Regions from separate parts of the Homo sapiens genome. Here region 1 is linked to region 2. Evidence: chromatin loops called from intact Hi-C (ENCODE). Cell type or tissue: endothelial cell of umbilical vein. All regions are shown on one strand. Links, peaks and the distances in the headings refer to the core of each region. The heading gives the core; the rest is flanking DNA. Region 1 overlaps LIRIL2R (lincRNA regulator of IL2RA). Region 2 overlaps FOXF2 (forkhead box F2).

Evidence for each region. Peaks named below come from ENCODE experiments on the same cell type or tissue, not always from the same donor. Only the 100,000 strongest peaks of a DNase experiment are listed, where the experiment ranks them.
Region 1: a loop joins it to region 2, with 10 times the contacts of the local background. A loop is called at or near these places in 11 of 110 quality-filtered maps.

The regions. Positions count from the first base shown.
Region 1 is chr6:180,530-195,442 of GRCh38, reverse strand. It overlaps LIRIL2R (lincRNA regulator of IL2RA), which reads right to left. Exons shown (of 2, transcript XR_926349.3): 1 at 11,072-14,913; 2 at 7,697-10,937. LINC03066 (long intergenic non-protein coding RNA 3066) reads left to right here. Exons shown (of 8, transcript NR_126020.1): 3 at 5,794-5,967; 4 at 7,537-7,707; 5 at 8,882-9,087; 6 at 10,634-10,850; 7 at 12,969-13,077; 8 at 13,748-13,977. Among named protein-coding and RNA genes, the nearest start is that of LIRIL2R, 7.6 kb to the right of the region's middle. RefSeq lists enhancers at 1,409-1,478, 6,075-6,134. In endothelial cell of umbilical vein, for the core only: a CTCF peak has its summit at 6,459 (motif pointing left); a DNase peak (open chromatin) is centred at 6,452.
Region 2 is chr6:1,392,247-1,407,159 of GRCh38, reverse strand. FOXF2 (forkhead box F2) reads right to left here. Exons shown (of 2, transcript NM_001452.2): 2 at 11,557-12,464. The coding sequence ends at 12,301. Among named protein-coding and RNA genes, the nearest start is that of MIR6720, 9.3 kb to the right of the region's middle. RefSeq lists a silencer at 5,127-5,276 and an enhancer at 6,625-7,126. In endothelial cell of umbilical vein, for the core only: a CTCF peak has its summit at 9,988 (motif pointing right); a DNase peak (open chromatin) is centred at 10,019; H3K27me3 peaks cover 4,280 bases.

The DNA of each region.
Region 1 (14,913 bases), core at 3,125-11,124, 1.2 Mb after region 2:
TGTGGATCTACAATTGCCCAGCACCATCTGCTGAACAGACTCCCCTTTCTCCATCAAATTGTTTATGCACCTGCGCTAAAAGTCAATACACCATATTGGTATGGGCTGTTTCTGGACTCTTTTCTAACCCACTGATCTATTTGTCTATGTTTAGGTGAATACCACATGGTCTTTTTTACTGTAGCTTTATAGTCATCCTTGAAATCAGGCAGCATGCGTCCTCCAACTTTATTCTTCTAATCTATTTATTTCAGTTTTGCTAAAATATTTCAGACATCCGGTATTTGCAGATAGTATGACATTTCCTAATTGTCCCTAACAACATTGACATTCATTCCTTCTTGTCCTCTAATTCTCGGCCCCTCTTCGTGTTTCTAGGAACGATTATCTCTCTAACGTTCCTTGTTCCTCTTTCCCATTGAGACCCTGACCGCCCTTATAGAAGGAAGCAATACACAAAACAAAGCACCATCAACCATTATCCAGGGCCAGTGGATCGCTTCTCCTCCCACGCCAGCCATCCGAGAAAGGCTCAGCTATGCATCTGCCCCACACATCACAGAGCAAGAGTGTGGTTCTGGTAATCTGTGGGTGTTTTTTTTTTTTTTTGAGACAGAGTCTCGCTCTGTCACCCAGGCGGGAGTGCAGTGGCACGATCTCAGTTCACTGCAACCTCTGCCTCCCAGGTTCAAGCAATTCTCCTGCCTCAGCCTCCCGAGTAGCTGGGATTACATGTGTGCGTCACCACGCCTGGCTAATTTTTATATTTTTAGTAGAGATGGGGTTTCGCCATATTGATTAGGCTGGTCTTAAACTCCTGACCTCATGTGATCCACCTGCCTCGGCCTCCCAAAGTGCTGGGATTACAGGCATGAGCCATCGCGCCCGACCATCTGTGGGTTTTAATTTCACTACAACAAAGTCGCTGGGCAGTTGTGTATTTGCTGGTATTTTGTTCTTTTGTGAAATTAAGTACGTTAGAATTTAGGAAATCAAATCTCAATTTTATCTCTGAGTTGCTTTCTGATCTTGAACATCTTCTCTCAGTATCCAACTCACTGTTCTTATGAGAGTTATACATCCTCTGAATCCTGGCTTTTAGATAATAAGGTGCAACATAGTACCCCAAAAATATCTGATAAATGACACATACCCGGTAATATGACTGTGGCTTTAGAAAAAAAAAAAAAGCACAACACTGTAGTTAATCACAGGGTCTATTTCCGGTGTCACAGTGAGTCTCACAGGACAAACACATCAAACTAGGTCCCTAAAAATGTCAAGAAAACCCACATATCAGCCTAAGAGGATGATCAGAAGTATGCTGAATCATGTTGCAGCTAAAAAGGACCGGGGGAATTTTCTCAGCCTTGTTAATCTGCTCAAGAGGCTTAAAGTAAGATGAGAAAAATGAAACAGAGAAGAGCTGGAGGAAGGAAAACCCAGCAGATGTGTATTCAGGAAGTTACCTTTTGAAACGTGCGAGGTGCTCCTCTGAGTGGCCAAGGATCTGGAAGACTGATTATAACGTTCTAGGGAAATGGACTCTGTGCGTGGGAGTCCCTTGTCAGTGGGAATGCCCCAAGGTGCACACTTAACACTCAAAAGGTAGCAATTACCAGCACAGTTGTGTAATCCTTCCACCCCCAGAGCTCTCAGACAGTCATGTGTCTCAGGATTCAGGTCCTGCAGTAACTACGGCTTAACAAATCATCATTGGTGATATCTCTGGAGTATTTAGTACATTCCAGGCACCAAAGCACATGTATTAATTCATTTAATCCTCACACACAACCCTAAAATATGGCTATTACTACTATTCCCATATTACAGATGAAGAAACCAAGGCCCAGAATTTTGCCAAGGTCACCCAGCTAGAAAATGACTATGCTCAGACTTGAGTTAAGCAGCCTGGCTCTAAAACCAGAGCAAACAACCCTGATGCCATCCTGCCACCATCTCTCCTAGTCTTCAGCCATCCTTCATTATAAAAGCATCAGATTCTGTACACACACACACGACACACACATACACACATGACACACATACACACACGACACACACGTGACACACATACACACGACACATACACACAACACACACATACACATGACACACACGTGACACACACATACACACACACAGTAGTGTTCCTTGGCTACACAGTTCATTGGTTCATTTGGTCAGCACTGTCTCCCAGTGATTGTCGAGTTCCCCCCCATTCTATGTGACCACCACCATCCCACCCTACCGAGAACAGTGAGATTGATGCTCACCTTGAGTCCTTGGGTCCTGAGGTCTGTCTTTTCTTCCTCCTAGCAAACTCACTTCCCCTGTCTTTCTCTGAATCCTACTTCCTTGTGTTCAGCTGCGGACCTGTGCTCATTGGGCCACTTTTTTTTTTTTATTTTCCCTGACAGAGTCTTGCTGTCACGCAGGCTGGAGTGCAGTGGCACGATCTTGGATCACTGCAACCTCCGACTCCCTGCTTCAAGCTATTCTTCTGCCTCAGCCTCCCAAGTAGCTGGGATTACAGGCATGTGCCACCATGCCCAGCTAATTTTTGTATTTTTAGTAGAGACGGGGTTTCACCATGTTGGCCAGGATGGTCTTGATCTCCTGACCTCGTTATCCGCCTGCCTTGGCCTCCCAGAGTGCTGGGATTACAGGCGTGAGCCATGGCACCCGGCCTGGGCCACTTTTCTCCCAGCCCCTGTCCTGGCCTCAAAGCGCTGGCTCCCAACCCCACATGACTCTCACTTACTTAGCTGCAGGAGACGTCACTTGTTTCAAGCAGGAGGTGAGCTCTGGAGTTCAAGTTTCTTCCCAAGAACATTTTTATTGTTCCATATAACACAAATACAGAGCCCATTTGCCAAATGCTCACTCGATAGGTTATTCTAAGGGAACATCCCAGGCCCCTTTCCAGAGGAAGGCAGGGCGCTTCCGGGAGGAAGGGTGTTGTGGGAATCCCACTGGAAGAGGCTGCGGGAAAGCCCGGGTGTGACTGGGCCTCCCTCAGCAGACGGTTTAGGTTGAGCAGTGAGTTCCTCCACATGTGGGGTCTGGGGCTGGCTTCGTGGGGTGACACCCAGGCTGTCCCTGCACTCAGAAGGGCCCACGCTTGCTCTGCTGTCACTGGATTGACATTCTTAGTCATTTTTGAACCATGGATCCCTCATTTTCATCTTGCAATGGGGCCTGCAAATCCTGTAGCTGGTCCTGGCCAGGCGTGTCTCCTGGAGCTGACTGGCTGGAGGCTGGTCCTCCACCCATGCTGGTCTTTGAGCTGGCCGATGCTGGTGATGTGGACCTTCAATACTTGTATGAACCATCCGTCACACAAGTACAGGTCTCGGTGAGTTCCTCATGCAGGGACAGCCCTGTACCTTCCTGCTGCCCTCTGCCCAGGCCCCAGCGGCAACAGCTCCTGTGGCTTCTCCAGCCCCAGCACGCAATCCGGGGCTTCATTATGAGCCAAGTGAGGCCAGCACCCCTCTGTCTTCTGGGGACTTCAAATCGCTTTGCATTTTCACTTCAAGGCAGCATCTCTGGGCCACCAAGGGCTGCAGGTGTCCAAGCAGAAATGGCCTCTGTCTGAGGCTGCTGCAGACGGTACTTGTACAGACAACAACCTCTGACCTTGAGGTCACCCTTTGGCCAATGACCTTCCATTGCTAAAGGAAATCAGGAAGCTCATAGGTTATGGTGCTCCTGAGCCAGTTTTCACACCACACTGCACTCTGGCTGGGGCTAAGTCCTTGCCCTCCCGCGGCACTTTGAGACAATGAATCATTCCCTTGTTGGGTGGGGAGGCACAGGTGGGTCCCTATCCAGGGATCATGACCAAACACACCCAGGCACCTGATGGCTGCCCCCAGCCCTCCCTGAAGAGCTCAATCACTCCTGTGGAGGTGGAGCTCAACAACACAACACTTCTCTGAAAAGAACTTTGGGCCTCAGGGCATGAGGGGGGTGTGTGATGTCATGGGGGCTTCTGGGCCCCTTTTCTGTTCTAGTGAACCAGAGAAGGTGATTGTGGCATCTCAGACCCCCAAGGAAGGGGGAGGCAGGGTGCAGCCACACAAACAAACAGTGAGCAAGTTCCCTGCGGGTTCAGAGCCCTGGCCTTGGCACCATCATTCACTCTGTAATCATTGAGTTGGTCCCCAGATCTTCCGCTGATTCAACGCTCATGTATTAACCTCCTGTCCATCTCAGTCGTGTGCTGGGCGAGGACCAGGACACAGGGAAGCCCAGTCACAGCCCCGAGGCACGAGACAGCAAAATCACTAAGCACAGAGCTATCAGGCCTCTGTTGCAGCGCTGGTAAAGCTCTAAGAAAGCACAGTTAAGCATCAGGAGGGTGTCACTGAAGAAGGGAGACTTAGGTTGAACTCCAGCTGGGACTCAGATGTGAGCAGTTGCCATGAGGCTCCTGAGAACTGTCTAGCTCCTGAGTGTGGTTCCCTCCCAGGTAGGACGGGAGGGGTTCAGGGGAGGCAGAGGCTTCTGACTTGCCTTCCACAGTGCTAGGGAGCCAATGTCTGTCCTTGAGCAACCATAGCAATGTAACAAAACTGGTTCTTTATGGTTTGGGGACTGCAGCACTTTGCAGAGGATTGGCTGGGGAAAGACAGGTCAGTAGACAGAGGCCCCCTGGAGGTGAAGGTGCAGGCTGGGGAGTGGGCGTGGGAGATACAGGGAGGCTTGGCTAAGGCTGGCATTAGGGAGCAGGAAGACACAAAGCTCTGTCTCAGGCTTCTTGCTTGGGTGTTGTTCTGGGTTGAATCCTGATTCTCTTTTCCTCGAAAAAGAAAGTTTCTATGTTGAAGTTCAAAGCAGTTCTTGAAAATGTGACCTTATTTGGAGACAGTGTCTTTACAGAAGTAATCAAGTAAAAATGAAGCGTTAGGGTGGGCCTTAATCCAATATGACTGGTGTCCTTACGGAAAGGAGAAATTTGGAGACATGGACACACACGGAGAACATGTGAAGATGAAGGCAGAGATGGCAAACACAAAGATGGCTAGCAAACCACTAGAAGCCCTCAGAGGCTCCAACTCCGCCAGCACCTTGCTCGCAAACTTCTTGCCTCCAGAACCGTGAAAGTATAAAGTTTCCGAGATCTTAGGCCCCCTGGTTTGTGGTTCTTTACAGCTCTGACAAACACACACAGATGCCTATGAAAGGGTGATGGCCTCAGAGGGCTAGGGGCTGGGGAAGCCAGCCGGTTTGAAGAAGAGAGCTTGTGTGGGGTGGGACCTGCTGAGGAGGGGTCCAGCTTGGAATGTGGGAGTTGTCAGGAACCCCTGATTGGAGCCAAGGAACCTCCTGGCACAAAGCAGTGAGTTACCAGTCTCAGGGGACACTTAAAATTGGAGCTGGCAAGGGGAAGGATTAACAAAGGTGGCAGAAAACAGTCACAGAGGTAGGACAGGGCAGAAAAAAAAACAAAAAAAACAGTCACAGAAGCAACGAGAAGAAACTGTTGAGAGGGTTGAAACCCTGGGGACAAAGCAAGTGGGAGCAGGCCGCCCCGTTGCTGTTGAACGCCCCGGGAGTTCCAGTCCAACCGGGAGGTTTGCCTCCCCACTCCGAAGGAGAGGGGGCTGCCCAGGGGGAAAGGACTGGCCTTCAGAGTGAAAGGAGATTTTCAGCTATTTGTTATTTTGGCCATTGTCCTAGGGCAGGGGCCGTTTCTGAAGTTTTATGTGGAGACTGAATTTAAATCCAGCCACTGAGCTGAAGAGAACAAGATGTACTTTTTTGCTTTCTCTCTTTTACTCTTAGAAACTTCATGATGATCAACCACACCTCACATTTGCTTCATTCAGTCTATGGACCAGGAAGAATTTTCTGTGACACATTCAGGTTCTTACTCATTTACAGAGTCACAGATCTGTCAGCCTGGGAACCGGCCCCCAAATGGAAGACCTAGGCAGTTCTGATGGGTCCATCTGCAAGGTATGTTTTGCAAAGGGCCCCTTTACGTTGAATTCCCTTTCCCTGAAACATGGCAGGGGAGGAAGAAGACACACACAAAAACCCTGTGTTCTGAAATAACAGGAATTCAGTGACAGGCCTCAGAGGCTTGTTGTGTCCTTCAAAAGTCATCCTCAGAGGTAGGGCCATGTCAATGTGAGAATCTGTATTCAAATGAGGAAGCCACCTTACCCATGAGGGCCCTTGTGCTGAATTTTATGGAAAGATCTGGAAGTGTTGCCCACACTCAGGTACTATTAGCAAGTGTGGGGTTCATCCGTACATCAAATAAGGGAAGCTGATGTAGAGATGAACCCGTGCCTGCTGATTGGTAGGATTCGGATCTGCAGGATTATATGTGTGACGCTTAGGAGTTGGGTACAACTTTGTTAAAACAGAAACATTTTCTCACCACACCAAAGAGGCTGTGGCAAGGCCTGCTTCTCCCACAATCATCTGGCTCCCTCTAGCGGGTCCCTGGCCACTGGACAGTGAGGTGGAGACTATGGTCTCGCCCACGCTAGCTGACCGACCCATCTGTCAACTCCAGCCCAGAGCTGTGGGGAAAGGAGTCGGGGAACCACCTGGAGGCTGAAATTCGGATGGAGCCCTCAGCTCTCAGGCACCCTCCTTCGTGAAGCCTTCCCAAGTCTCCCTGTGGTTTATCACACGCTTATGTGTGTTGATGTATCAGGCACATATTGCCTAAGAATTCACGTACGTCTGTCTTTTTCTCTAGACCATGAATAACTTGAGTATATATTTTTTCTGTGTTCATTTTTGTTTTCTTGGCACCTAGTACAGTGCCTGGGACAATAGTGTTAAAAAATAAGTGTTTAGGCCCAGCGCGGTGGCTCACGCCTGTAATCCCAGCACTTTGGGAGGCCGAGGCGGGCGGATCATGAGGTCAGGAGTTCAAGAGCATCCTGGCTAATATGGTGAAACCCCATCTCTACTAAAAAAAACATACAAAAAAAAGTAGCCGGGCGCAGTGGCAGGTGCCTGTAGTCCCAGCTACTCGGGAGGCTGAGGCAGGAGAATGGCGTGAACCCAGGAGGCGGAGCTTGCAGTGAGCCGAGATCGCACCACTGCACTCCAGCCTGGGCGACAGAGTGAGACCCCGTCTCAAAAAAAAAAAAGTGTTTATTGACTTAGTAAGGAAATAAAATGCCAGCTAATTCAGGCTCCTGTGCTCCATATACAAATAAAGGGCTGGCACTGCCAAAGTTAATCTATACAACAGTGGCTAAGCTCTTATTTCTAAGGATGCAGATATTGGGGGATATGAACCTTTCATAATGCACATATTTTGACAGAGTTAAAGCCTTAAGTTTTCTGGAAGAAATAAAATGTTAACTGGATCACTACACTTTTAACTTCCATAATCAAAATATAAAATCCTATAAACACATGGCAGGAAGGTTTTGATGTGTGACTTACTGGGAAAGCCCAGGGGTCTAGGGTGGCCAAGGGCAAGGGGAAGAAATTCGGGGCAAGGAAGCACTGACTGTCCATGTCTGATGGGGACTGAACATGCTCTTGTCTTTCAAGGGGAGTCACAGAAGTGTGTGATGAGGAGAGGAAGAGATACAACAGATGTCTTATGAGAAGCAGAGGGAGGACCTCAAGAGACTGCCTGGCCCAGTCCCTCACTAGGCGTAAGAAACAAACTCACCCATCCAAACCCGAAGAATGGACTCAGAGACCCAGAGAACAGCGAAAGTGAGATTTTTAATAAACAGTCAGTCTTGCAAAATCGGGTGTCTGACGGACAGGCACACCCAGCAGTTTCAACAAGCAATTTGTCCACTAGTGTGCAGGCTCCTCCCCCAGTTTCCCACAGGCTGAGTACTATGGGGTCACAACCTTCCTGGACGTCACCTATTGATTGTTAGGCAGGGGCTTTAGGTGTTTTTGTTTGTTTGTTTGTTTTTAGGGTTGTCTTGCTGCATTTTGTCACAGCCCACAATGCATTGCAATCCTAGTCAGCTCAGGGGCTCTTCAAGTATTTCACTTACGACCTAAGTAGCTGGGCTGGCTGATAAGAACAGACAAAGGGAGCTATTTTGCAGGCTAGTAGTAAGCTTTCATTTTAGACTAAACTTCTTCGGTTCTGGTGAAGGCAACTAATGGGGGGTAAGCGGGGAAAGGGGGAGGCCTACAAGCAGGCATCAGCTATCCAAGCAGGGGCCTCGAATATCCTGTTTCTTCTGTAGTCTGCTGACCTAAGCCAATTTAAGGCACTTTGTCTTGGAAATGCAACACTGTATACATTATGTCCTTCACTGGTGAAAATGAGAGGGGCTGTGACTGACTCAGTCCCATAGTCACAGGCACCGGAACAGTCCCCAGCCTGCCCCTTGACTCAGAGCCCCCATCTCCAAACTGTGCCTCAGATTTGGGAGCACTAACGCGATAACTTTGACTTCTTTTGTGCTGTAGTGACCAGCCTTCTGAAAGTGCCCAGAAATTCTCTCTGAAGTGTGTTTGAGGCCATGGGACGGAGGGAAGTGGCCTTTTAGCAGTACTGGGCAGGCAGAATTGGCAAGAGTAATTGGAAAGCTAAGGTACCTCAGCAGCAAGAGGTCTGGGACCACAGAAGCAGGTCAGGAAGCTGTTTTGGGGCCACTACGACCTTTGGATGTGGACTTTGCTTTCAGGCTTACACAGTGCCCGTAAGTGAGCTGCACTGCAGCCCTAGCCCTGCCACTTGTGAGTGAGCTGATCTCAGCAGGGTGGTATGCTCCCTGCTCCGTGCTCCCCTGCTTTGCAACACCACAGCCTGCGTGGTTAATATCCCGGATGACAGTTGCTTGTTTTTATTCCAACATGACCAGTTAGAAGCAGGGCAACCGTGGACAAGGTGGTGAACCCCTTTGTACTTCTGTGTTTTCAGTTGAAAAATGGAGACGTCAAGTTCCCTAGTCACAGAGCAGCTGTGATGGGACCCACGTAAACAGCCCTGATCAGTAGTGAAGAGCAACATGTGGCACACAGGGCCTCCTGCACAAGCAACAGTCGCTGCTTGCTGTTACTGTGGGCTCCACGTTGGGATCAGACACACCTGTCTTCAGTGGCTTGCAGTTGCAGCAAGGACCGAATGTGAGTGAAAGCACTTTGTGCCTGGAAATGGACAGAACATTGAAATATGATGCCCCGAAAATCGTCCAGAAGACAGGTGTGGCCTGTGGGTGCTTGATACATGGTGGTGGCTTTGTTACTGAATAACAGGGAGGTATGATTGCAAAGGTCACTGTTGCCTTCAAACTCTACATTTTGGTTTGAATTCCTTCTGAAACTTGCTTCTTGCACATCTCTGCTCCTGTAGTCCATCCACAAAGGGCCATCTGAGGAAACTTGCTCTGCACCACGCTCCCCCATGGTGCCAGGAACACAGCAGTGCACAAGACAGACATGAGTCTGCTGGGAAAGAAACATTAGGCAAATACAGTCATCCCTGGGAATCTGTAGGAAATTGCTTCCAGGGCCATGGGTAAGACATGAAAATCTGCACATACTCAAGTCCCATAGTGAGTCCTGGGGACCGAAGGTTATGAAAAGCCAGGCTTCCGTACGGGCAGATTTAAATCCTGAGAATACTATATTTTCTATCTGTGTTTGGTTGTGGATACAAAACCCACGGACTGTATTTTTTGGAAAAAAAAATCCATCTCTAAGTGGACCCTCGCAGTTCAAACCGGTGTTTAAGAGTCAACTGTAATTTCAAATTGGTATCGCAACCTTATTAAGACTGTCATCTGGGATTTGATTTTATCCTTCTTAGAAGCTATTCAGTCAACCTGCTACTGTTTCCTGGATGTTATGTCCAGCCGCACTTCTGTGTCAGTTCCCCTCAGTCCCAGTTCCCTCACAGGTGACACAGCAGGCTCAGATGAATGCCGTGTGTGCAGCGTGAAGCGTGGAGCTTGGAGAAGGCGCTGTGCTTACAGCAAGCCAGAAGCCAGCCTGCTGTTTGCCTGGAGGATCATGGGGAGGGGTCAATGTTACCTCACCTCTCAGAGTTATCAGCTGGACCTGAGAAATGGGCCAGCTAAGGGACACTCAGGGCCTTGCAGTTGTGGCATGCTCAGCAAGGGACAGGGTGCAAGGATGGCCTCTTCCAACAAAGACATCAAAGGCTATCTATATACATCCATGATGCTATCACTTTAATACAACATTTTCTTCTGGTTTTATTCTTCCAGAATTTGCCTATGTACATACATATTTTTGGAATTGTAACCATGGCATATATAACACTTAACATGCTGCTTTATTCACTTAACTGTGTATCCTAAGCAGTTCCCCATACTTCCGCACAATTTTCACAATTATCTTGCACATTCCACTGTGTTCATGGACCATCATGGTTGGACATTTAGGTGGCTCCCACTTTTGTTCTTGGCCTGTCTTTCTGAAAACATACGGTGAGCACAGTAAAGACAAGACACTGGAGCTGGGCAGAGCAGATTCTGCCTGCCCGTGTGCTTTCTGGGCCCGCCTTCCATCCCACTGCTCCCTTCAGCATCCTCGGCCCAGGAGGATGAGACTTTCGGGAGCCTCAGGAGCTTATGCCCAGAGAAGAAAACACCTGGTTCTCAGCATCCCACGTAGTAATGATGTCGAATGCTCTTTCATCTACACACAGGGTCTATTCTAAAAGAAAACATTACAGGCAGGCAGTACCAGACCACTGTGCTTGCAGCCCTCATGAGAAGGCTCAGAAGACACAGGAGCTGCCCTGGGTGTGAATTTCGTGTCCATGCTGGCTTCTCGCAGTGGCCCTTGGCATAGGTTGGGATCTTGCAGCAAGATTCTTCATCGGTTTCTCCATCTCTGAAGACTTCTTGCCAACAGCTGTACACGTGAATATATTATTTTCTCTTATGCAGCTGTCTGTTTTACATGAGTAGAATGGATGTGTGCTTCAGGGTCCCAGGAGAAAACACATGCTGTGCCCAGACAAGACAGGAGCTGGGCTTAGAAAGGGCCCTGTTTACTCGAGGTGTGGCGGGGGGTTTAGCACCACAAAGGAAAGGGAAGTTGACTCCTACCCATGTGACAGGGAAGCTTGTACCACTCTTACCTACACGGAGAGCCCAGTATGAGAGGAGAGGTAGGTAGAATGGTCTGCATGGAGAGAGCTGGGGCATCTGGGCCCAGGTAGCTCCAGGACAACTGTGCCAGCAGCTGCTCTACAGTCTCCTCCAGGATCTCCATCTACTGAGCCCACCTGGAAGCTGCAGGGTGGAGCTCTAGTGTCCAACCAGGTCCATCTCCCAGAGTGCTCGGCAGGGCAGAGGAGCATGGGCAGCAGTCTGGAAGAGCAAAAGAAATCGGGCACAAAATTCCTAAGGAGACAGTAAGTTTGCCAAAGGGCACAGACACGTCCTAAATTCATAGCTTGCTAGAGTTAAGAGCATTAACAACAATAAAAATGCTCCTTGCCTGTAAATGGGATAATCATAGAATGACTAAATGAGGTCAAGTCACTCCAGGACCATGAAAACAGAAAAGAGCACTAGAAGAGGTTGAACTTCATGGGTGGGTGGCAGACAGTGCATGGGCTACACCGAGGTACTTTCCCCACTGGTACTGTCCCTAATTCACCTTGCCTGATGGCCTAGACTCAATGTTAGCAGCTGCCATGCTGGCCCACCTGGGGAAGGCCACAGAGGGTTCGTGAAGCAGCCTGCTGTGCTCTACTTAATCCTCCCATGACCTTTACCTGTTCCTCTTATCTTGCAGTTTTTGGAAGCATCTTTTTCTCTGGGGCTTTGTGATGGCCAATAAGGAGGCCTGAGTCTCCCCAGAAGTTGCCCAGCACCTACTTGCCCAGCCCGCACTCCAGCTGTGGGTCAACTGGGAAGGAACAAAAACAAGACAAGGGGCTCCCTTCTGCTCCCACTCCCAGAGAATGAATCCCCCAGCTGCCTGCCCGCTCCTCTTTAACTGAGTCTTCAGATGAGGTGAAGCGGTGGGGTCTTCAGATTATCCTGTCCTGGGAGCAGAAAGTTGAGTTGCAGAAGGAGGCCTCGTGTTTGAGGAGCTGGGGAACATTTCCTCCTTCATTGATAGGTTCCTCCTGTCTCAGGCCTGAAGCACATCTGAACGCAGAGGCAGGAGAACGGGCAAGGGAGAAATAGGTATGGCTCCGGGTGGGAGGAGGGCCCGGCATCAAAGGATCAAAGCCCCCACTTAGCATCACAGTTTGCCTGTGCACGTTTCTGTGAATTAGGCAAGCAAGAGATATATTATTACAGCATTCCCTAAACTCCATTTCAATCATACCCAATTTCAAAAGGTGACTAACAGGTGAGGTGGGATGGCAGAAAGATCCCCGAGTCACAAGCACCTGGAATCCCCAGGCTGGCGCTTTCTGAATCATTTAGTTGGATGAGATCTTAGAAAACCTTGCCTCACCCTTTCTGGAAGGCCATCATCACTTCCAGTGAAGCAAACCTGTTGCCTTCCAAAGCATCAACAGCTCTTATTGTTAGAAAATGCCACCTGAAATTTAGCTGAAACAGTCTAATGGAGTGCTCAATTCCAAATGAACTTCTCTACCTCATTAAGTAGAATAAGAAAATTGTAAGCCTCAGACATCTTGAATTTAGTCTTTGTCAAAATTACGGTGAGGCTTGATCCCTCAAACTTCAGTAGCAGGAGACTTAGAGGGCCCAGTTGCTGCTGACATTGTTAAGCACTGAACTGATATTAGCATTTGCTTAGAAAGACAAGAGAATACCCACATATCCAATACGTTTTAAGTAAAAATCTATACTTCTTTTGTATGTTGTCATTTAAAATAATGAATTTATCAGCTTAATTAGATAGAGCAAAAGTTTTTATGTAATTTGGAAAGTTTGGGTTAATTGTCCCACCTCGAGAACGTGGATGTTTATCACAGGAAATATTTGTCAGAGTGTTTGTTGTAGAAATCCGTGATGCTCACTTCAAGCTATAATCTGTGTTTGCCACAGAGGTTTGTTCTAATTCCCCAACCTTGCCACGACTGACCTGGGTCATCACCATGTGCTTATTGAAGAGCCTTGGAATACTGTATAGACCCGTACAGAGTTGTTCAAATAGGTAAGCACTTTCCTTCTGGTGAATTTTTTTTTTTTTTTTTTTTTGAGATGGAGTTTCACTCTTGTTGCCCAGGCTGGAGTGCAATGGTGAGATCTTGGCTCACTGCAACCTCCGCCTCCCAGGTTCAAGCGATTCTCTTGCCTCAGCCTCCGGAGTAGCTGGGATTACAGGCACCTGCCTCCACGCCCGGCTAATTTTGTATTTTTAGTAGAGATGGGGTTTTCTCCATGTTGGTCAGGCTGGTCTTGAACTCCCAACCTCAGGTGATCTGCCTGCCTCGGCCTCACAAAGTGCTGGGATTACAGGTGTGAGCCAACGCGCCAGGCCGAAAATATTTTATAATAAAGTGACTGTTGTAGATCAACTTTATAATACAATGCGGATTCTCAATTCTTATAACAAAGACTAATGTACATAAATTTCAGTATGTTTTAAAATTAGCCAGTACTTAGTAGAAAGCCCATATAGTTTACTGTAGCACTTCTGCACTTATAGTTTAGGTCTATCTAGATGTATGACTTCTCAGATGCTGCCGAATATTGACCTTTTGCATGGTATTCAGTCTTTGAATTTTTATTTCATAATATGCTGGAACCACGATATTCTATCTGATCAGCAACTGGTCTGGTATCTGGGGCTCATAATTTTCTTTTTCCGCTTCATATTTCAGACAATTGAGGACGACTATAATAGTTTCTCATTAGAAATACATGCTAATAAACATCATGTCTTTGGTATTAAGTGGCAATTAGATGAAACAACCTGAAATTCTGTCTGATACCAAGATTGAACTTTGCTGAGATTACTGTTTCACTCACCGAAAATATCAGAATACTCAAGGGAGTTATTTTTTTTCTTAATGTAACTTTCATAAAGGAAATGAAAGAAATGTGGAGACTGAAAACAGTTGTCTGGTGTCTCAATACTGCATGCAGGTTCAACTACATTCTAAGCAAGTTGACTGTTATAATACATTTCACATTTTCTGTGATTTTGTTTGTGCTGAGACCTTATGCAATTACAAAGCAGATTTTTTACACTAACCTACACTGAGAAAAGAAAACCACCGTTCCCCTTTTAAACAGGAGAGTGCCTCAAGTACACTCGGGATCCCTCTCACCAAGCACAGCAAGGCTTGTGACTTCAAGCACACCAAGCTTGTGACTTTTTCTCCTACAAGGTGCACCTCGTTTTTTCTTACTGACAAATTGGCTTTAAAGTAAAGTTAGTTCCCTATCACACTGGCCCCCAAGACTCCAACTCCTGCTTCTCTTGGGATCTCTGCCCAGAGTCCAATCTCCCCTAAGGCGTGGTGCAGTGCTGTGCCCACACCTAGGCTCTGGGGGTGGGCACCCTTTGACTTTCCTCATATCATTCCACCCTCGACACATCCAAATGTGAACACATCTTCTCCACAAAGTGCCCCTTCACCACGCCAGTTCCCAGACACTTTATTTCTTCCCTTGCCTAGAGTGCTGCCCCCAAAACCAGCCCCCCATCATTGGCCATGTCCTTGCAGAGGCTGAACCATCCCACAATCTGTCAAGGATATCAGGGAAGAGCATGAGCTGGATAGACTTCAGGCTCTGCCAGCAGCTACATTCTAGGGGTGCCCGGACGTCCTGGTCTCTTGAGATGAGATGGTCTTGTGTCTGGAATTGGTCTCACTGACTAAAAGAATAAAGCCGCAGACCTTCACAGTGAGTGTGACAGTTTTTAAAGATGGTGTGTCTGGAGCTAGTTCCTTCAGATGTTTGGACGTGTTCAGTTTCTTTCTGCTGGTGGGTTTGTGGTCTCGCTTGCTTCAGGAGTGGCTGCAGACCTTTGTAGTGAGTG
Region 2 (14,913 bases), core at 6,884-14,883:
GTGACAGAAATAAAAGTACTAGAATCAAACCATCCTTCCCACCTCATCCCCCAACCCCAGAGCCACCTCTTGTCTGTTCCATAAGACTACAGCCTGCTCCAAAATTCTGAAAAGCCTCATCTAATGTCAGCACTGAATTTGGGGAAGGAAAAGGAAAGTTGTAACTCTGGCCTTGTTCTGCACATAATTGTGAATAGAATTGTGGTTTCTTTCTCTCTTTTGTAATCTTGCTTTCCAAATTAAAACCCCTCAATGACTCAGCCTCTGCTAGGGACTGAGAAAAAGAGTCTTGCAAGGGCCATCGAGAGAATGCCTGGGTGAAAGCCAGAGGGCAGTGCGGGAAAACTGCAGTCCCCATCTCCAGCGGGCCTCACAGATTTTGCCTCCCCAAGCCTGGTTCAGTTCCCTGGGGGTAATACGGCAATGGCACCCCCACCCTCCCTGTGGGAGAGGGGCTTGAGTGCTGTGTAAGGGAGTCTGGGCCAGACTCTGGTTTTGAACTCTGAGGGCAGGTCCTCCTCCTCTCCATGCACCCCGGAATCTCCCTTCTTACCAAGCCTCCTCCTGCCGAGCCAGATCTCTGCCTGGGGATTCCTGCTTTCCTCCTCCCCTGTGCCCTGGGTGGGAAGTTGGCCTCTGAGGGCCGGGCCTGAGCTCCCATCCCTCCCGCCTCACTCCCGGGGAGCCAAGACTGGGCCTGGACACACCTGGTTCTCATTTGGGGTTAAGCTGATGGAGACACGGCCCGCGGGCTCTCAGAGCAGCTGGTTCTCTCCCATGGGACCTCAGTGGAAAGGGTGGGAGTCCTGGAGGCCATGCAGGCTGCCTTTGCCCAGCCTCCTCAGACGCTGGGGTCTGTTGCATTCTTTTTTTTTTGAGATGATGTCTCAGTCTGTTGCCCAGGCTGGAGTGCAGTGGTGTGATCTCGGCTCACTGCAACCTCCGCCTCCTGGGTTTAAGAGATTTTCCTGCCTCAGCCTCCCGAGTAGCTGGGACCTCAGGCGTCCACCACCACACCCAGCTAATTTTTGTATTTTTAGTAGAGACAGGGTTTTACCATGTTGGCCGGGCTGGTCTCGAACTCCTGACCTCAAATGATCCCCCTGCCTCAGCCTCCCAAAGTGCTGGGATTACAGGCGTGAGCCACTGTGCCCAGCCAAGGGTCAGTTCCATTGTTAGGGGATTAATGGATGACATCTACTCCAGTGTGGGCTGTGTCTTGGGCTGTTCATGAACTTAGTGGACAAACACCCTGTATCTTACACCCAGAGTGTATCTTACCAATTGTCAAGCTCAAGGGGTACACAGATCCTGCCAGGAAGCCTCCCCCATCCTTTCACAGACCAGCCCGATTCTGATGTGTGGAGTCCGATGGAGTTGGGTTGGGGTTTCAGCTGTCCCAGTTACCAGGTATGTGACTGCGAATGATCTTGCTCCTCTAGGAAGTGGGTTTAGAAATACTTGCCTCCTAAGACTCTTCAAGATCCCACTCACAGATGGCTAGCAGAGACCCGGGGCCCACAGAGAGCTGCCTCTGTGAATGCCCAGCGTTTGTACTGTGCAACGATGCTAGCTCATCCAAGTTCAAAAAGGGGAAAAAAATCTTTGTCCTGTCTTCTTCCTTTTTTTTGAGAGGTGTGTGCCTTGATGCAGAGACAGTGTCTGATGCAGTTTCAGGGGCACTGCTGCCTCTCCCAGGGACTTGTGGAGTCCATAACTATAGGCTTTGCCCTCCCCAAAAGAATGCAGTCCCGCTGGGGGCTAGAGCTCATTTGCGTGCTGGCTCTAGCGTTTTCTCTCTGCAGGAAATAAAATCTAGCTTCCAAGCCACTCCATGCTCAAGGCACAGATGGAGAGAAGGGATGGGCCTCGCTGGTCTGGCTCTCTGAGAGCCTATTTAATCTGGAGCTTACTAGGGCAGGGGAGAAGGCCTGGGGTTGTGGACCCAGAAATCAAGTATATTTCTGTCCAGCTGTGAGCTCGATTTATAACTGTTATGGTTGAATTATGTTCTTCACACTCCCACCTCCCCCAAAAAGTATGTTGGAGTCCTAACTCCCAGTGACCTCATTTGGAGATAAGGTCTTTACAGAGGAAACTGAATTAAAACAAAGTCACTAGGGTGGGCTCTGGTCCCGTATGACTGTGTCCCCATAAATAGGGGAGATTAGGACAGATACACACACAAGGAAGAGCATGTGGGGACACAGGGAGAAGACACCGTCTGCAAGTCAAGGAGAAGGGCCTCAGGAGAAACCAACCCTGCTGATACTTGGATCTTGAACTTCCAGCCTCCAGGACTGAGATGATAGATTTCTGTGTGTAAATCACCCAATCTGTGGCACTCCGTTGCAGGACAGACCTAGCAGATGCCCTATGGCTTTTCTAGGCCATAGCCTCTTCAGGGCTGCTATCTGGAAGGGACTCCTGGGGCTGTGGGCGGGAGACAGCCCACAGCCATCTCTGGGACATTATCTTTAGTGTGTGTACTTGTGTTATTCCCAGGGCACAGTAAGGAACAGGGCTTTCCCTATAGCCTGGAGGGGCCTGTCTGTGGGCTTCACTGATCTGGCGGCCAGTGCCCACTGTGAAGACCTGAAGCTGGAGCAGCCTCCTTACTTGGCACTGCTGCTCAGTTGCTCCTTGGCAGAGATTCACATCCGGGTGGAGGACTCCCAGCCCGGCGACCTGCCCCATTCCTCTTGGGATGGGGACTTGCTTGAAAAGGATGGGTCATCTAAGAGGAAGAGGGATTGCCCTTGCTGATCAAACCCTGTTCTTACCATTGCAAGGGGACACCCCATGTTCAGAGCCTGAGTCAGAGCCCTGGGACCTCACCGCTTCCTGGAGCCATGACGTCCTCTCCACACTCCACGCAGATAGCTGGCCAGCCTCGGCTCTGGGCTCCTGGAGGAGGCACCCTCCCTAGCCTGTTCTGGGAGATGCTGCCCTGTGCTGTGGTTCCAGCTGGGGGCCTTGTCCATGGCCAAGGGGCTTGGGTTGGCCTCTGAGAACAAAAGCAACCTTTTAATTTAAAAGAGGCAGTTCTTCCTGTTTCTGGGATTAGAGCAGGGTTGTGATTAGAAAAAAGGAAACTTCAGAAGATGATGAAACCACTGTGGTGGATTTGGAGATTTGGGAGGATGGCAGGCGTGATGGGATGTCAGCCTTTAGTGCTTGCAGATAGACCCACAACTGAATAGCAGATTGTGTGCGAGTGTGTGTGTGTGTGTGTGTTTGAATGTTGCTGTGTGTGTATGCATGTGCGTGTGTGTGTCTCGGTGTATCTGCATGTCTGCATGTCTACATGTATGTCTGTGTGTGTCTGTGAGTGTGGGTCTCTGTGTGTATGTCTATGTGTGTCTGCGTGTCTGTGTGTATCTATGTGTTTGTGTGGCTCTGTGCATCTGTGTGTATGCATGCATGCTTTTGTGTATCTACATATCTCAACATATGTGTCTGTGTGTGTCCCTATGTCTCTTTGTGTTAGATGTCTGTGTGCAAGCGTGTTTGTGTGTCTTTATGTCTGCCTGTCTATATCCTTGCTTGTGTATGTCTGTGTGTGTATCTGTATCTGTGAGTGTCTATGTGAGTGTATGTGTCAGTGTGTGTATCTGTATCTGTGAGTGTCTATGTGAGTGTCTGTGTCAGTGTGTGTGTTAGTGTCCGTATTTATACCTCTGTGAGTGTGTGTGTGGATCTATGTCTGTGTGTGTGTGTCTACATCTGTGTGTGAGTGTGTCTGTGTTTATGTGAGTGTGTCTGTGCCTATGTGTGTCTGTGTCTATGTCTGCATGTGTGTGTGTCTGCGTGTATGTCTGTGTCTATATGAGTGTGTGTGTCTGTGTCTATGTGGGTGTCTATGTCTTTGTGTGTGTTTGTGTGTGTATTTGAGTGTGTGTCTGTGTTTGTGAGTCACTATGTGAGTCTGTGCATCTATGTGTGTCTCTGTGTGTGTCTATGTGTGTGTGTATGCGTGTCTATGTCTGTGTCTATGTGTTTGTGTCTGTGTGTGTCTATGTGAATGTGTGTGTGTGTCTATGTATTTGTGTCTATGTGTTTGTGTGTGTCTGTGAGTGTGTGTGTATGTGTGTGCATGTGACTATGTGTGTCTATGTCTGTGTGTGTGTCTGTGTCTATGTCTCTGTGTGTGTGCCCATGTCTCTGTGTCTATGTCTGTGTGTCTGTGTGCGTGTGTCTATGTGTGTGTGTTTGTCTGTGTGTATGAGTATGTGTGTGTCTGTGTATCTGTGTGCATGTCTGTGTGTGTCTATGTCTGTGTGTCTGTATGTGTGTGTCTGTGAGTGTGTGTCTGTGTGTTTCTATGTGAGTGTGTATGTGTCTGTGTGTATATGAATGTGTCTGTGTGTTTGTGTCTATGTGTGTCTATGTCTCTATGTGTGTGTCTGTGTGTGTCTATGTGTGTCTCTGAGTATGTGTATATGAGTGTGTGTCTGTGTGTGTGTGAGTGTGTGTACGTCTCTCTGTGTGTTTTCTTTAGGCCGTGGCTTCCCTGTGCTTGGCCTGGAGCCCCGGGCGTCCTTGGCTTTGTCCTCTCCCGGTCCTGCGGGCGGCCCCGGCGTGGCCCTTACTGCTGGACTACTGTATCTTAGAGCACAGGGCTGTGAACAGCCTTTGCCATCATGCCAAGGAGCATATTGACAGCTGCCCTTGGAAGAGGCCCTGGGCAGGTAAGGCCAGGCGGCTCGGCTGCACCAGACGTCCAAGGCGCAAAGGGACATGTCCCTGTGACCTGAGTTCCCACAGCCTCATCCTGCCGTGGCGTGTCCGTGCCTTTCCTTTTCTGTGTCCCTCCCTCCTTGAGCTCCTGCCCTCATGCTCGGCTCTCTCTCTTAGAAAAAGGCCTGAGTAACTGATTAATGTGGAGCTATGCCTGGTGCCTGCTGGGCTGTGCGTCCCTCCTCTGCAGAGTCTAGGGGTTCAGCGTCTGCTCCCAGCTTGAGGGAGATGGATCTAGAGCAGCCGTCACCTAGGGAGCCCCAGAAGCCCCTGCCGCCCCAGGCCCATCCAGAAAGCTCGCTGTTAGGGTCTGGGGTGAGTTGGGGAGTCTGCTCGAGTGTACTGGGGTGTAGAAGGCTTGCCTGACAGCTAGGAGAATGCGGCTGTGGCCATAGCTTCCCCACCTGTAGACGGCTGTCCTGGAATGAGGGCGACTGTAAACGCAATCCTGCTCTCCAGCAGCATGGCCTGAGCATTAGAAGAACCAGGGGAGCTTTTTTCTTTTTAATTTTTAATTGACAAATAATTTTGTGTATTTATCAGGTACGATGGGATGTTTTGAGCTACGTATACATTGTAGAAAGAGTCAATCAAGCTAACACCATCACCTCACCGACTTCCCGTTTTTTTGTGGTGAGAATGTGAAGAATCTATTCCTTTAGCATACATTATTATTACTATTAACTGCGGTCACCATGGCACACAATAGATCACTAAAACCTACCCCTGCAGTCTACCTGAGACGTGCCCTATGGTCAATACCTCCCCTTTCCCCTTTCCCCATCCCTTCTTCTCCCCCAGCCTCTGGTAACCACTTTTCTACTCAGTTTCTATGAGATCGACTCTTGGATTCTCCATATAAGTCAGATCATGTGGTAGTTGTCTTTCTGTGGCTGGCTTATTTCACTTAGCCTTAAGTTCTCTGGTTCCATCCATGTGGTCTCAAATGACAGAATTTTCTTCTTTTTTAAGGCTATGCCGTATTCCAGGGGTCCCTGACTCCTCTGCCCCGTCTGTGGAAAAATTATCTTTCATGAACCCGGCCCCTGGTGCCAAAATAATTGGGAACCACTGTCATATTCCATTGTATGTACAGGGAATTCTAAAAATCTGTTCATCAGTTGATGGGCACATAGGTTGATTGCATTTCTTGGCTGTTGTGAACACCGCTGCAGTGAACCTGGAAGAGCAGACATCTCTTCCGCATACTGATTTCAGCTCCTATGGAGCGTCCTCCAGAAGGGGGGCTGCTGGAGCCTCTGGCAGTTCCATTTTTAGTCTACAGAGAAGCTGCCATACTGTTTTCCAAAATGGCGGTGCTAATTTACATTCCCGCCAACCGTGCGCAAGGGTTCCTTTTCCCCCACATCCTCGCTAATACTTATTTACTTTTTGTCTTTTTGATAAAAGCCATTCAGATGTGTGTGAGGTGGTATCTCACTGTGTTTTCATTTGCATTTCCTGATGAATAGAGAGGTCGGACATTTTCCCACAGACCTGTCGGCTGTATCCAGGGAGCTGTTAAAGTACACCTCGGCCTACCCCAGGTGACTGTGTGAACTGGCCGGATGGGCCACGGGACGGCCGCAGGGGGTTTTTTTTTCCCCCTGGAGCTTGCTGGGCTACTGTGCACTCACTCAGGCTGTGAGCAAGTGTGTCATCCAGAGTGAGTCCGTCAGCGGACCTGGTGTCTTTGGAATCCCTATTGAGATGCCAGATCCTGGCCTGGTTCCCTGTGTCTCAACCCAGCTAAGCAATTCTGTTCTGACAGCAGGTCCAGTTCCTCCCCTCCTTGAAGAACAGCTCTTAGCGGGGATTAGCACACGGCGCGCTGGGGCCCAGTCAGTCAATCAACACGGTCTACCGACACTTCCGCTCTGTGCTGCGTGGAGCTGCTGAAGGAGGAGCGAGGAGGCAGGTCTTCCTCTCCCCACACTCCAGGCTTGGACTCCACCTAACTCACAGCGGTTTCCAAATCTGAGGGGGAGGTGCTCTGCCAGTTTGGGGAGGTGAGGCCGTGCCACCCGGCAGACGAGTCACTGCCCGGCTGTGACCGAGCCTCCGTTGCCAGGCTGGAGGGTGGAATGGGCCCTTCGGAGGGAAAGCTGTCCCGCTGTCCGCTCCGTCTGTGCTCTCGTGAATACAGTTAAGCCCACAGGCCTGGCGATGCAGCCGTGGGATGGCCAAGGCTCCGTATCTCACACACGTCCCCCAGGACATGGAGAGATGAATATTTATCAGTTGGATTGCTGTGGACTTGGGGCACTCTGAACTCAAAAAGAACTTCCAGGACTTTCATTTTTTCCCCAATGACCTTGACGTCTGTGTGCCCTGGCCCTCCCTGGCCATGTCTACATTTGTGGTGTTTTTTCTTGCTAAGATAGTGTTTCATAGAGGCAGGTTTGGTAAAATGTATTTCCGTTCGGATAAAATATATTAAAATATATTTCCATTCTAAGTAAGTCAGTGCCTGTTTTGAATTAATCACCATGATGCAGAGTAATTAGGTATAATACGAATCTACAAAGAGAGTGTTTCTTTTGGGAAGGAGCTGCTAATTCCCTTTAATGCCATACCGTGGCCTATCCTAGGGACCTGAAGATTTTCCCCAGAAATCGGACTTCCACTTTCTAAAATCTAAGTCAAGATTGTTCTCCCTAATTCTGTATAAGTCGCTGTGGCAGTTCAGAAAATTTGATCATGCACAACTAGAGAATTCACTTACTTCCCCAGAATTCAGGCCAAGCCAAGTAAAACAGAAGTCCATGGGTCTTTCAGCTCGTGGGTTGGCACTGGGGACCTGGAGAGAGAATGGTGGCCTCAGAGGACAGGAATCCAGCTTCCAGGGCTGCCTCTCAGCTCCAGGGACAGGAGCTCAGGAAATGTCTGCAGACTCCTCCTCTCCAGACCTCTTTCCCTCCTTACCTCCCTCCCCCTGCTTCCCTCTCCTCCTCCTCCTCCACCCTTTCTCTCCCTCTGTCTCTCTCCCTCCTTCCTCCTCCTCCTTTCTTCCCACACCCTCCACCCATCTTTGCCCTTCCTCTCTCTTTCTCTGTGTATCTCTCTTTCTCTCCCAGTCTCTCTTCTTTCTTTGTCTCTCTCTTACCCCATCTCACTCCCTTCCTATCTCCCTCTCTCCCTCCCTCCCTCTCTTTCTTCTCCGTTTCTTTTCCCTTTCCTTCTCTATGTGTCTCTCTTCCTCTCTTCTCTCCCTCTCTCTTCCTTTCTCTTCCTCTTTCCCTCTTTTTGACTATCTTCCTCTTTCCCCTCCTTCTTCTCTGTCTCCATCTCTCTCTTTCTCTTCCTTTCTCTCCCTTTTCCTCTCTCTGTCTCTCTCCCTTCTTCACCCACGGTTCTGCCTACCCATTCATATCTAGGGATCACTATTGCTATCCTCTGAGATCACAGCCCCCCTTCTTTGCCTTTTCTCTGTTCTACCCTCAAAAGGTTTTATAACCAATAATGGAGTTTCTTTTCCTGTCTGCTCCCATTACTGCCTCCTTCTGTTTGTAGAATTCTGACTGGCTGCTGTGTGCAAGTACCTAGACTTATTGTTCCACTGAGGCAGGTAGACTTCAATGATTCCATCTGACTCCTCTCTGCAATGTTTACTACAATAAAACAAGAGGCCTCATTGCTTTGAATAAAAATGGGGAGATCCTACTTTCTGGCCTAGGGTTCAAAATTAAGCCTTGCATTTTCCTAGGGGCCCATAATCAATCACAGAGGCATTTAGATGGACAAACTATTTGAAAAACCTTTCCAGATCTTTGCTTAACCAATTAATAGGCTATCCTTAATACCTATCCATTGGAACCTATAAAAAGATCTGTAATCGAAACTGCCTTTCAAGAGCTGCAGTTTTCAGAGTGTGGTCCCAGGACCAACATTATCAGCATCACCTTCTTTTATTAGTTTATTAGGAATACACATCTTTGAACACAACCTTGGACCCACTGAATCAGAAATGGAGGGTGGGGTGGACCCACAGCCTGTGTTGAACAAGCCCTCCAGGTGATTCTGATGTGCACTCAAGTGTGAGAACTGCTGCTTCAGAGGGAATATTCCTGCCACTCAAAGATCTGCAGTGTCAGTTGCAAAATTCTTAGAGGCAGTGTTGGAGAAACGAGGGAAATAAACTGAAATCAGAAGACATGGGTCAAACCCCCCAAAGTCATGACCTAGTCAGGAGCTAGTACAGATCTGTAAATAAGGTCAATATCAGCACCTCAGAGGGATATTGACAGAATTAAGTAAGATAGCCGTGTGAGATTTGGTAAGACAGCCACGGTGCCCAGCACTTGATGCATGATGCTTAGTAGTTCCCTGGTCTTGTCTTTATGTATACAGCTCCAATGAAACCAACAAAAAACAATAATTATTATAGAAAACAATAAAATCTTTTAATATACCACTTTATTCCGCCAATGAGCAGAAAACCTAAGTTCAAAATCCATTTGACGAAAAAACAGTTGAGGTATTTATCCCTAGTTGAGTTAGTTCATTTATTTTCACTTATAAAGGTGTAGCACTTTTTTTCAATTTAATCACTAACATTTGAGCAACTTTTAAAGCCAAGCACTGCATGTTTCTCCAAAAAAAAAAAAAAAAGGGTGAATATAAATGAGTCTATGTGTACGTGTGTGTCTTTGAGGGACAGTTAGGAGAGAAACAATTTTGACTCAAAAGGAAACAAAACAACAGCCTTATTTGGGGAGAAATGTAGAAATGAAGAATATACGTAGCAAGTCAGGGCTTTAGCATCTGCTGAGCATGGTCAGGCCTGTTCTTACTGAATTGTGATCTGGTTTCAGGATGAGACAGTAGGCGAAAAGAGTAAAATAGAAAAAAGCCCACGCCTGGGCAACGAGGCAAGACCCCGTCTCTACAAAAATTAAAAAATTAGCCAGGCATGGTGGTGCGTGCCTGTGGTCCCAGCTACTCAGGAGGCTGAGGCGGGAGGATCACTTGAGTCCAGGCGGTGGAGGCTGCAGTGAGCTGAGATCGTGCCATTGCACTCCAGCCTGGGCAACAGACCACGACCCTGTCTCAAAAAAAAAAAAAAAAAGGAAGAAGAAGAAAGAAGAAAGCAAAGTATTTCCTAAAACTGGAAACCATAACTTATGAAAGTGAGATACTTAAAAATGTCTCTATTGGAAGGCACCACAAAACGGGTCATTTTGTCAAGTTCTTGCGCAGCTTGAAGGAATCATTGAGTCGCCTTGGGCGGATCTCCTCGCGCCACCAGGGGGCGCGCTGGGCCTCCCAATGCGGCCAGGCAGGCAGACGCAGTTTTCGTCTTTGAGGTCCTGTCATTCTCTGTATAAACAAGTTACGTTCAAGTGTTTAGGATATAAATTACGACCATGCCGGCTGCCTCGGAAGGAATGTAAACACAGCACTGTGGTCGGAGCAAACTCTGAAACTGACTTCATAATTTATAGCAGGCCCCCGAGTAGCTCACTATAAAAGAAAATAAAAAGGCCTTATTTAACTGCAAATATGATAATGGAGAGACAAAAAATGTTTAAATCACTTCTTAATTTTAGAAGATATAGGAAGGAAACCTAAAGATTAGAAAGATGGTTAAGACTTTCGGAAACAAGATGTTTCACTCAGGAGACGCTCTTTGCAGTGAAATTCACTTAGAATACAAAAACCCTGGGGTGTGAAACAGTTCCCTACGAATACCAAGAGTCTGGTGACTGACTGGGAGAAAGACCTTTTAAGGGATAAGAAACAAAGGTGAGTTTTCCAATCAAGAAAGAAAAAGCAAAAAACAAAAACAAAACTCCAGCCCTGAATTGGAGAGGAAAATGCACAGCATGATTGGAGCAGATAATTTCTCTGCTTCTCTCAGACCCATTGTCCCCAACATGGCTCGTGATGGTGAAGGGCTGCTGGGACAGAAGGTCAGTCCTCCTGCCTAGTTGGCCCATTTTGCTCTTCCATCGGGAGCGTCACCAGCTCTGCCTGTAACACTGGTGACTGGGAAATCTAGCAGGAACAGAAAAAGGGGCTGAGGGGTTCCCTTGTTAAATCCCTGGTTAAAAGGGAGGAGTGGGGAGAGGAGGCCGGGAGGAAGGAAGGGCTGAACCGGCTTGCTATGTGCCGATGCTGAGCAGGGCCAGCCAGGCTCTGAATTGGAGGGTGGGACAGGCCGCAGCCACAGAGCAACGTGTGGGGAGTCCAGCTTCTGTATTAAACTCCCCAAGGAAGTTAAACCCCCTGCTGGGAGCCTGCCCCCTGCAGCTCAGGGATCCCCCTGCATTCTTCAGATCTGAACCCCATTTCTGACAGCATGTGACCGCCACCCATAACAAAATTGCAACGTGCAAAGGGAAGAAGCAGGGTGCTGTTCTTTGGGCATCCAACCCTGGAGGGGGGCTTACCACTGTGCCCCACATCTGTCAACCCATGCCAGTCGGGAGGGAGAGAGGGCAAAGGGCAGAACACTCCCCGGGCACAGGAAAGAAAACAGAAGGGGCACAAAATTGGTTTCCTCAAAATCAAACCCTGGTCGGTATCTTGCCTGGTTTTCTTTCTAGTTCCTTTCACCTTCTGGTTTTTGTTTTGCCAGAAAAAGCTGGGGTGAAGTAAAGAAAGAAATAACAGAAAACGTTTCTTCCACTGTTTTTCTCCTGAGAAGACTCACAATCAGAACCTGGCCTGTGTTACTCAAGGCACAGACCCCACACCATGTCAGTTACACCACTGGAGGGGGTGTGGGTAGAGTTGCACAGCTGCCTGCCGGGGAGGAGAAACTGGCATCCATTGCTCTCAGGGTGCCCGAAGAGAAAATCAGCCCCTAAAACAACTATTTGTTATATACATTTTATTGAAAAAAAATTTTACAACAAAATATTTTGGCAAACTGTAAAAGTATACATAAGTGCAAATATATCCTCCTTTTAAAATACAAGCAAAGTGTGAGTATACACGGTCATAAAAATATCTTTAAAATATGGTGGTAGAAAACAACCTTGTAAAAACGTTGTATTGTCACAATACTGAAAACCACTTTCTTAAACTAGACACATTGTTTCTAAATAATTCCTTAATAATGTTCTTTGGCACCTGTATCCAAATGTAGTGTCTGGGGAAAATGACTCTCCCACTCAGCTAGGCAACAAGAAGAGGCTTTCTTGAAATCTTGTGCTTAGCACTGCCTTTTTGAAAAGCACACAAGTTTTCTTAGACACACACACACACACACAACTTGTCTGCTTTTTTCACACCCTGATTACTGAAGGCAACGAAGATCCCACAGATACACGTTGATGCCTTACGCATGGCACATCTTCCCACCTGAGTCTGCCCTCTCCCTCATGTGGGAGCCTGCAGGTATTCAGATTGGGGAACGCTACCTTGCCAGCGGTTGTCCTTCTTCCAGCAGTAGGCAAATAACAGTGACCAACGCGATCCTGGGCATTCTGGCTAAGTGGCAGGTGTGTGGCTTACTGCTATCCGCGTGCATGTGACTTGAATCCGTCCCAGTTTCTATCTGCCCCCTCTGAGGAGGGGAGAGGAGAGAGCGGCCATCGCTTGGCCTCTTTCCGTTCACATGACGCAGGGCTTAATATCCTGACAGACGCTCTGGTGGTGATGGTGATAATACGACCCGCTAGCTGAGGGATGGAAAGAAGAAATCCCATTGAAGTTGAGGACGAAATCTTTTCTGTCACACACTGGAGTAGAGTGATGCTGGTAACGGGGCAGTCCCACTGAAAGAAGAAAGAAAAAAAAACCTCTTCAGAAACAAAGTCATCCAGTGGATGGCAGGGTGTCTTATTTTGCCTCAGAGTACAAAAGGTGCTGCTGTGCCTTTTAGTAAATTGCTAGACAGCTGGTAGAGAAAGCCCAGCTTTAGAAGTAGCTCAAACACACCAACTGCACGTCATAGAATTGCTTTGGAATCATTATGTTTTGTTTTGATGCTCGCACAAACACAGAGCAAGTTCCCCCTCGAGGGGGATTCTTATGTCCTGGAATTCCAATTTTATTCTCTGAGGCTGGGGCGTGCACTTTAATCTCAGAATGAGCACAGGTACCGGACAACTAGACCCAGACTCTGGTTCCGGGTCTCTCCCGGCAGAGCTCCTGGCCTGTGCTGCCCTGAGCCCTGGCTTCAGGGAGGGCCAAGCACCCTACCCCAGAAACACCACTGCGGCCTTCTTTCTGAGCCTTGTTTCCCAACTAACTGGGCCGGTCACAGCAGCGAGCGCAGAGGACTCCCTGTGCCAAAGGGGACGATAGAAAACAACCCAATCGCAAGATGAAGGGATGGGGCAGAAAAGCACGCCTCTTCTCCTGCCCCTCCGCAGGCATCTTCGTGGGTCCCGAACGTCTTAGACTTCCTCTAGAGAAGCCGGGACTTCAGGGCGCAGAGAAATGCCCTTTGGTCCGAAGCATCTGGCAGCGCGAGGAGTCCCTGAGGTAGCCCCAGGCTGGAGGGGGACAGAGAAGGCCTGGACCCTGCTCTCCCGGGGCGGCTCCCCGGTCCCCGGCCTGCACCGGGCCGCTTGACCTCCACCCGCCGCCGGCTTTTGCTTTTGCTTTCTCGGCGCCTCCTGGCCCCGGGGCGCAATCGGCCCGCAGTGCCCTGCGCACTGGGCCCCAGAGGCTGCTGGACCGGGCCCTCTCGGCACCGGGCTGCGTTAGGTCCATTCGCCCGGGTCTTTTCTTAGTTAACCGAGTGGTGTGGGGACCATAAAGTGCACGTCGCTTCGGGCCGGATTCAGTTTTTCAGTGCAAGAAAACCGTAACCACGGCCCGCCGGGCTCGGGCCCTGCTCTCGTGGCCTCAGCCCCGCCGTGTCCCCGCAATGCCGGAGCGAGGCGGCTGCTCAGGGGCCGCTGCCTACTTCCTTGCCCGCAACACCTACCCGAACACACCCGGCGCTGCGCTAACGCAGCTGCCCTGTCCCGCGAGCCCCGATGTGTGCGCGGCGCTCTGCACACAGGTGAGTTCCCTCGTCGCGTTAAAGCAAGTTCTGATGGCAAGTCCTGGACCACAAAATAGCAGGCTCGGGAGGAGAGAGGGCGAGCGCTCACACCTGCCCACGAAGGCGGCCGTCGGCGCTTTGATGTGCTGAGCGGGATGACAGAAGCCCGAGCTCCTTCCTGAAGTGCTCGCAGGGCTTAATGGAGAACTCCAGGGCAGCCCCTGCGCCGGCAGGGGCACATGGACCATGGCCACCAGGCCCAGGAGCGGAGGGCGCGGCCCTTGGGGTGTGCTGGGGGAGGGAGGGTCGTGCTGGGTGTGTGCGCGTAGACATGTGCTGATCTGTGTGCCGGGGAGACTGCCTTGGCCACCCCCGCGCCTCGCCGGGCCCCCAGGCCTCAGTGGGCGGCGCGCTCCCAACTAGGCCCCGCGGGGTCCCGGTGCATCCGGCCGGCTCCTCCGAAGCCTCCACCGCTGGCGCTCCAGGGAGATGGCAACAGGGCCGGGTGGGTATCCTATAGGGACGGGAGCAAGACAGCGAGGAAGGAAGGGCAGAGGGTCCCTGTCGGGCGTCAGGCCCGAGCTATTGTCTCCCCCGGGCGTTCCCAGACTCGGTCGGGGGTTCTGCGAGGCTCCCAGGGAAGGCCGGCCGCGGGAGGCCGCTGGGTAGGGGCACAGAGGCCGGCTTGCTTTGCTGGGCAGTTTTCACCCCCTCCAAGACAGTAATGTATCCAGATTCCGAAGTTTTGGGAGCTTGTGCCTGCGCCCAGTGTTATGAGGTGGGGCGAGAGCAGCCTTGAGGAAGGGTCAGGAGTCTCTTTCCTGTGTGCTTTTTTTTCTTCCTAGAGTACGGTTTCTCCAAGGCTGCTAAGCCTCAGAGTCCGGGTTCAAGTTGAGTGGATCTGCCGGGAGAGGAGAAGAAGGGGAGCAGGGAGGGCAGCTGGCAGGCTGGGAGAGGAGCAGGCAGGCGGGGAAGGGAAGGGGCCAGTGCACCGAGGGGTGTGTGTGTGTGTGTGTGTGTGTGTGTGTGTGTGTGTGTGTGATTGACAGCCGGTCCAAGGGAATACAAAAATAAGAGGGGAAGGCCGCCTGTATTGGTTACTTGTTGAAATTCCCATAAAATTGAACAAGACTCTGTTCTCAGTGGGTTAAGTCAGGCTAAAATCCTCTCCGGTGTGGTCCTGCCGAGACTGTCTTTGTTTGGTTAACCTCTGAGACCCACATTTAAAA